3 separate regions of the Mus musculus genome follow, and regions 2 and 3 are each linked to region 1. The links are chromatin loops, found by intact Hi-C in ENCODE. Cell type or tissue: left cerebral cortex. All regions are shown on one strand.

Region 1 (2,500 bases):
GCTTTTTAAAGCTCTAATGAGTCCAAAGTTATTACTGAATAAAAAGGTTGATACAGATGGTATACGGATAGAGAGAAGCTATGCCCTCAGAGATGAATAAGTAGTGTTTCACTCTTCCAAAGCTAGGGATGGTCAGGGAGCATTGACTGGGGCTCTGCATTCAGAGAGCATCACCAGCTCAGACATCGGGTCTGGCCCATTCCTCTAGCTCTATGGGTACTCATGGCCCAGTTTGGCCTCTAGAGGGCGCCAGCAGCCAGTCCAGAGGCCCCAGAGACACGTGGACCTGTTGTATGCTAGCCTTATAGCCATACTTTTTCCTAAGCACAAGGAGTGCAAAAAGATGGTATTGGTTACTGAAATTCAAAGTGTTTAAAGGTGGGGCTGGAGAAATGGCTCAGTGGTTACAAACATTGGCTGCTGTTCCAGACAGCCTGGGTTCAATTCCCAGCACCCACGCAGAAACACACAACTGTTTGTAACTTGAGTTCCAATCAGTCCAGCGCCCTCTTCTGGCCTCTGTGGGCATTGCAGGCACATGGTATACAACCTCACAAAACACCTATACAACATAAAATAAAATAATTAAGGTATTTAAACACAGAGTTGGCTCACGTATTCGAGCACTGTCCCATACGTGAATGAACAAGGCACAGGGTAATGACAGCTTGCTGTCCTGGAGACGGTAGCCATGGCTAGGATAATTTTTCTTTTAAATATTTATTTTATGTGATTACACTGCAGCTATCTTCAGACACACCAGAAGAGGGCATAGGATCCCATGACATATGGTCATGAGCCACCATGTGGTTGCTGGGAATTGAACTCGGGACCTCTGGAAGAGCAGTTTAGTGCTCTTAAGCACTGAGCCATCTCTCTAGCCCCAAAGGCTACAGTTTTTAACAGTCTTTGTGTCTAGACACTGTTTAGCAGACCCAGTTGCCTGGGGTATGTTTGACTTGCAGCTTTCCCTCTGGTAAGCATGCAGGGACCTGACGGTGGAGATGCGTGTGTTCAAGAGAGCAGGGGCTTCTGGGTAGAACCAACTGCAGCCAGCAGACCAATGTCCCTGCTGTGTAGGTAATTGTTTGCTTTGCAAAGTGCGTCCACTAGGGGCGCTACAGTGGGCCTGGCTTTGGGGGTGAGCCTCAGTGAACTGAAATGGAGTGGAAGGGCCTGGTTTTCTAGGTCAGAGGAGACAGAGAATCCAAGTGTTGTGCCAGGCCACCCTGATGAACACTATCTTTCTTTCCCAAGCCTTCGGCTGCTCTCTCTGCTTTGAAAAGGCAGGATGCCAACTTGGGCCTCAGGAGTTTCCAGCCGTAAAGAGGAAGAGCCCACAGAAGCCTCAAGTCCCCATGTGTCCCTGTTGATCGCTCCTCAGGAGGCTATGTGCACATAGCCCCCAGCCTTCCCTGGCTGCAGCCAATGCATGTCTGGGCCACTCACTGGTTAGCTCTGATAGCTTGTATGTCACCCACTTCCTGGGGCACTCTGAAAGGAACTGCAGAGGCCTGTGCTGCTCCCGGCTACTGCTTCAACACCGTGGTGTTTATCTCAGTTTATCTGGAGCATTGTGGAGTCTCTCTCCGTTGCATGATGGGAACCTTGCCTCTGTGTGTTCCCTCAGCTTCACGGACACACCCACCCACTCTTCCCTGATGGGCCAGCCCAAGCCTCTCAGAGAAGCACCACCTGCAGGCGGGGGATGGAGGGGTCTGTGCTGTGACCAGGACCGTGGTGGTGGCAGATGGCAAAGCGTTCTATAATTGGAATAAGTGCAGCAGCTTGCAAATGCAAGCGGAGCATTTAAAAGCCAGAGGCAAATATCCCAAGACGTGACTGCCGGCTTTCCTGCCTCCTCCACAGGCGTTTCTCTGACTTTCCTCCTCCGAGGTGTGGGGCTGCATGCTGGGCTAGTGTCCAAGCTAAGGTAGCTTTGAAGGTAAAGGACATTTCTCCAATTAAAGACAATGGGACATGCAGAGATCACCTGCAGAGTTACCTACAAGCACGTGGAGTCTCATTCATCTATCATTGTTGCCATAGAAACAGATCTCTGTGGAAATGACCCCATCCTCAGGGCCCAGACCCCTTGCTCTCACCCTGACACTGCCCACAAACACTGTGTTCTTTCCTATACATCATTCTGGCTATGAGCTATGTATGACATTTCTCAGTGCCAGAGAGGCGATGCCACCACGCACACTTGTCCTTCCTGCCAGGAGCAAATGAACTAAGGGCCAGCATTCCCTAGAGCTCCCTTGTAACTCAGCAAGACAGCTGACCCCAACTTCACCTACTGTGAGGAGAGGAACGCAGTTGTCTGTGTGTTGGGGACCCTGCCTCTTCTTGCTCTCGGGGTCCCCGCCTGAATGATGGGAACGATCACTCCTGAACCTGGCATTCTCTCAGGTGTCCTGCATGGCAATCTCCCCACCCCATCCCCCTGCACCCTCTGGGAATCAGTTCTGCAAATATCTACAGAGCTGGTGGGTAT
Region 2 (2,500 bases), 100 kb after region 1:
ATGCCGAGACTCTGTAATGCAGTTCATGTTCTGGTGACCCCCCCCCCAACCATAAAATTATTTTGTTGCTACTGCCTAATTGTAATTTTGTGACTGTAATGGGCTGTAATGTAAACACCTGTGTTCTCTGAGTGTATTTGGGGGTCGCAACCCACACTTTGAGAACCACTCCCTGCTCTACAGGGAAGCAAGCTCATAGATGGTTTCTTGTGTTCTCACCTCACTGATGGGATAGACAGACAGACAGACAGACAGGAAGAAAGACAGACAGACAGGTGGTGGTAGTGAGGATGTCAATGAGCACTGAGTTCTTCCACATGCCTGACAGAGCTCTGAACTCACCACATCTGAAGCTATTGCACCCTTACCACCTCTTGGCCGATCGTCTCCTCCTGGCTTTGTAGATAAGACAATAATACCAAAGTAAGCTTAGACATGGTCACCTGGTTAAGACTTGACAAGGGGGCGCAGGTGAGATGGCTCAGCGGGTAAGAGCACTGACTGCTCTTACAAAGGTCCTGAGTTCAAATCCCAACAACCACATGGAGACTCACAACCATCTATAATGGAATCTGATGCCCTCTTCTGGTATGTCTGAAGTCAGCTACAGTGCACTTATCTATAATAAAAAATAAATCTAAAAAAAAAAAAAAAAAGACTTGACAAGGTCTAGAATCACCTAGGAGACACACCTCTGGGCCTTTGTGTCCCAGCACTGACACAAGTAACTAACACTCGTGGGAACAATATGGAAGAGCAAATGCATTCACAACCTTCAGGCCCTGGAGCTGCCCACAATGCTGTTCCACCCAGGAACAGATGAAGTCTCCAAGCTGGCAGCTTCGCTTGGACAGAACCTAGAAATCAGTAGTATCTAGGCTGATCTTTTTCTGTTAGTCTTTCCAGAGCCCTGTCTCCTGTCAGTGTCCAGGTAACAGATTCCTAATGGCTTGAGTGGATTAGTTGAATTCTGAATCTGGAGATGGAAGCCAAGGGCACCTTTAAGGAAGTATAGAAACACCAGTCTTATCCTTCCCCTGAGAGAATAATCTACTGTAGTGAGTACACTACAGCTTTTGGAAAGGGCCATAATCGAAACGGTATATCTAGGGCTGGAAGACAGATGCAGGGTTAAGAGCCTATACTGCTTTTACAGAGGTCCTGAGTCCCATTCTAAGCACTCACAGGGAGGATTCACAACCCTCTGTGGCTCCAGGTTCAGGTGATCTGACTCCCCCTTCTGGTTTCTTATGGAAGTGCACTTGTGCACATCCACAAACAAAACAAAAAACTCTTTTCAATATTTAGAAAACTTAATTCCTGCTTCTCTACTTGTTGCTAATTCATTGTTTTCTGATTTTCCCCCGTTTGCTCTTTTGTTTTGCTTCTATCTTATTTTCTTCATCTGGTTTCCAGTGTTGAATATTTAGGCTGATTTTTAATATTCTTCTTAAAAGAATAGATTCTAAAACTGCCTGTTTTCTTGAGTGTGGCTGTGTTCTAGTCTTAGCCAGTAGTGTGCAATGAAGGTGGGAAAAAAATGGCCTAGAAAGCAAATCTGTCCTTACACACATACAACCTCATACACACACACACACACATGCACACACAAATATATACATACATACATACACACACACATCTATATATACTTACAAACACACACATACACACACTCTCACATATATACACACATACACTCACAAATATACACATACATGTGCATACACTCATACATACATACACTCTCTCACACACACATACATATACACATATACATAAACTCACACACACATACACATTCATTCACAAACATATACATACCCTCATACACACATAACACATACACTCTCACACTCACCCACATATACACATTCACACTCATACACACACATACATTCATATACACACATACACTCTCATACTCACATATATACACACATATACATACTCATACATATATACATACACTCACAAACATATACACATACACTTCACAAACACATTCATTCACAGACACATACATACACTCATACGCACATACACTCTCACACTCAACCACATATACACATTAACACTCACACACATACACACATATACACATACACTCACAAGCATGCATACACACTCATACACTCACACACAAACACACCACCTCCCTTTAAGTGGGATCACATCACTTTGGCAAGAGCAGATCCTGTAAGAAGCATGAGAGACCACAGGAGGAGGTGCTTCCACTACATGCAAGTGTGATCCACAGGAAACCCTGGACGCCAGAGGCTAGAATTCTACCTAGCTCTGACTGAGCCAGCTCTTTGACAGTGCGAGGAATATAGGACTGTGCCCTTTATGTCTTCTCTCATGACAGAGTTGTGCCCTGGGTCTGGATAGCAAAGTGCTGCAGGCTGGAAGCCCAGTGATAAAGGTGTTCTTCTGTCTCTTGGTTTGAAAAGCTGGAGGCTCACGTTCAAGCTGATGATGGGGCTGGTTTCTTTGGAGG
Region 3 (2,500 bases), 140 kb after region 1:
CACACCACGTACATATACTGTGCCGAGAACATCTGACTCCACAAACGAACCATTACAGCCACTCTCTGGGACACCACTTGACAAATTCACATTGCACATTTCAGTCCGCGTGGGCAGCGGATGGCGGGGCCGACTGGGATGCTTTGAGCCCTCCCCTCCCCCCCCTGCGCCGTTTTCTACGAAGTCCTCCCCAGGCCCCAAGCGCTCTGTTTGAAACCAAGACCCAGCTTCTGCCCTCTGGAAAGGCTCTGCCTAGCAGCATGGTGCCAAACTTTGCCCAGAGGGGCTTTTCTGGGAGGCTGAGGGTCCGAGAAGACCCGGAGAGCCACAGCGCCACCGTCATCGCCATCGCTGACACAGTACGGGTGAGAGAAGGCAGCAGCCCTTCCCTTCACTCTGACAAGGATCCATTGGTGGCAAGCCACACGCCGACAGGAGCACGGTGGCATTCCGCACCAAGCGTCACCCGCGGCAGCCTCCGTCCTGGTCAGCCACCACTGCCCACCCAAAGCCGAAGGGCACCCTCCTGATGCAAACTTCACCCGGGCAAAGAGTTCCCTGCTAAGCCCCTGTCACCGGTGCCACTGAGGAAAGGTGAATGGAACAGAGGCTATTTTTAGGAGAGAAAAAAAAATAAAATCTCAAATCGCAGCCTACCTTGGATGTTCTCGGTGCCCAGCCTCCCGGGCTCCAAGGCTCCAAGAGAGAGACAGAGACAGCCACTGCAGTGCACTGTGTCAGATTACAAACTGGGGCCAGAGGGAGGGGAGGAGAGTGGAGAGGAGAGAGAGAGAGAGAGAGAGAGAGAGAGAGAGAGAGAGAGAGAGAGAGAGATCCAATCAACACTGAAGGACACGGGTGTGTGGGCACCGCTTGGTATCAGCTAGAAATTATCCATTTAATTTTTGCAGGGAGGGAGAGAAAGAGAGAGAGAGAGAGAGAGAGAGAGAGAGAGAGAGAGAGAGAGAGAGGCATGAGCAAGAGTCACCAGCCAGAGAGCAGTAGCCAAAGCTTGGAAACGGCAGTGTTTTAACACACACACACACACACACCCACACACACACACACACACACACGTGCGCACACAAACGCGCATGCACACACGCATCCCAAGATGGCTCTGTCCCTTCCCTGCCGGTGTCTCTCACGAAGCGGTGGTCAAAAGCAGGGCAGGAATGGAGGCGGAGCTGGGGCCCTTGATGCAGGCAGGGCTGAGGTCTAAAGAGCTCCCCTGGCGGCCCATGGCTGGGGCTGCCCCCGCAGGTGGTCCAGAGTCCTGCAGCCAGATGGAAGCAGACATCAGGGCCGCTGTCCACCAGGCAATGCTAAGGATGCAGAATGAGGTGGTTGTGCAGAGCTCCCAGCTGCCTGGGTCCTTCATTCTTGTCCAGTCTCCCTCCCCACCCAACTGCCCATCACCCCCATGAACCCTTACTATTCTCAACTTGGCAACTGCCAGATGGACCAGCTACCTAGCAACACAGGAGCAAGAGAGAATAATACCAGGAAATGGACACACACAAACACACACTCCCCTGGGGGTCAGCATCTCACAGTTAACTCTATAAAGATGCTAAACAGCTCTGCTTCTCTGAAGGAACACCTTAGCATACTGATTAAGGCTGCATGGGGCCCTGTGGGCTCTGTAGAGAAAGACTAAAGAAAGACACAAACAAAAAAAGCTTGTGTACATCACCTGCAGGTTCGTCCTGCCAAACAACGGGTCTCGTCTCAGAGCAGTCCGTGGCCTCTCTGATAAAAGGACTCACTCTGTGGTTTTAAAACCCTGGTGTTGGGGCTGGAGAGATGGCTCAGCAGGTAAGAGCAATGACTGCTCTTCCCAAGGTCCTGAGTTCAAATCCCAGCAAGCACATGGTGGCTCACAACCATCTGTAATGAGATCTGATGCCCTCTTCAGGTACGTCTAAAGACAGCTACAGTGTACCTATATATAATAATAATAAATAAGTCTTTGGGCCAGAGCAGGGCTGACCGGAGCGAGTGGACAGGGTTGATTGGAGCAAGCAGAGGTCCTAATCCCATGAAGGCTCACAACCATCTGTATAGCTACAGTGTACTCACATACATAAAATAAATAAATATTTAAAAGTAATTAAATAAAACCCTGGTGTCAGGGGTTAAGAGCACATGATGCTCTACAGAAAACGGGTTTGGCTCTTAGCACTCACACTCACAACCATCTGTAACTCTAGTTCCAGGAAATCTGATGCCCTCTTCTGGCCTCTACAGGTACTGCATGTACATGGTGCACAGACACATGCAGGCAATATACCCACATACATAAAATAAAAAATAAGTAAATCTTAAGCCGGGCAGTGATGGCGCGCGCCTTTAATTCCAGCACTTGGGAGGCAGAGGCAGGTGGATTTCTGAGTTCCAGGCCAGCCTGGTCTACAGAGTGAGTTCCAGGACAGTCAGGGCTACACAGAGAAACCCTGTCTCGAAAAAAAAAAAGTAAATCTTAAAACTCTAAAGGCCC

What was found. Peaks named below come from ENCODE experiments on the same cell type or tissue, not always from the same donor. Only the 100,000 strongest peaks of a DNase experiment are listed, where the experiment ranks them.
Region 2: a loop joins it to region 1, with 2.5 times the contacts of the local background. A loop is called at or near these places in 3 of 42 quality-filtered maps.
Region 3: it touches region 1 in a loop (7-fold over the local background); 8 of 42 quality-filtered maps call a loop at or near these places.

What each region holds. Positions count from the first base shown.
Region 1 is chr5:128,808,500-128,810,999 of GRCm38, forward strand. The region is part of intron 5 of Rimbp2 (RIMS binding protein 2); the gene reads right to left. Among named protein-coding and RNA genes, the nearest start is that of Gm34057, 8.4 kb to the right of the region's middle. In left cerebral cortex, CTCF peaks have their summits at 245 (motif pointing right), 446 and 1,100; DNase peaks (open chromatin) are centred at 245, 479, 1,154, 1,712 and 2 more places; H3K27ac peaks cover 2,145 bases.
Region 2 is chr5:128,912,779-128,915,278 of GRCm38, forward strand. All of the region lies in intron 1 of Rimbp2 (RIMS binding protein 2), which reads right to left. Among named protein-coding and RNA genes, the nearest start is that of Rimbp2, 39 kb to the right of the region's middle. In left cerebral cortex, CTCF peaks have their summits at 570 (motif pointing left) and 1,247 (motif pointing left); no DNase peak of the experiment used is centred here; H3K27ac peaks cover 1,017 bases.
Region 3 is chr5:128,952,310-128,954,809 of GRCm38, forward strand. Rimbp2 (RIMS binding protein 2) reads right to left here and starts at 751. Exons shown (of 21, transcript NM_001378900.1): 1 at 658-751. In left cerebral cortex, CTCF peaks have their summits at 1,220 and 2,247 (motif pointing left); DNase peaks (open chromatin) are centred at 118, 384, 660, 1,099 and 1 more place; H3K4me3 peaks cover 1,437 bases; H3K27ac peaks cover 1,546 bases.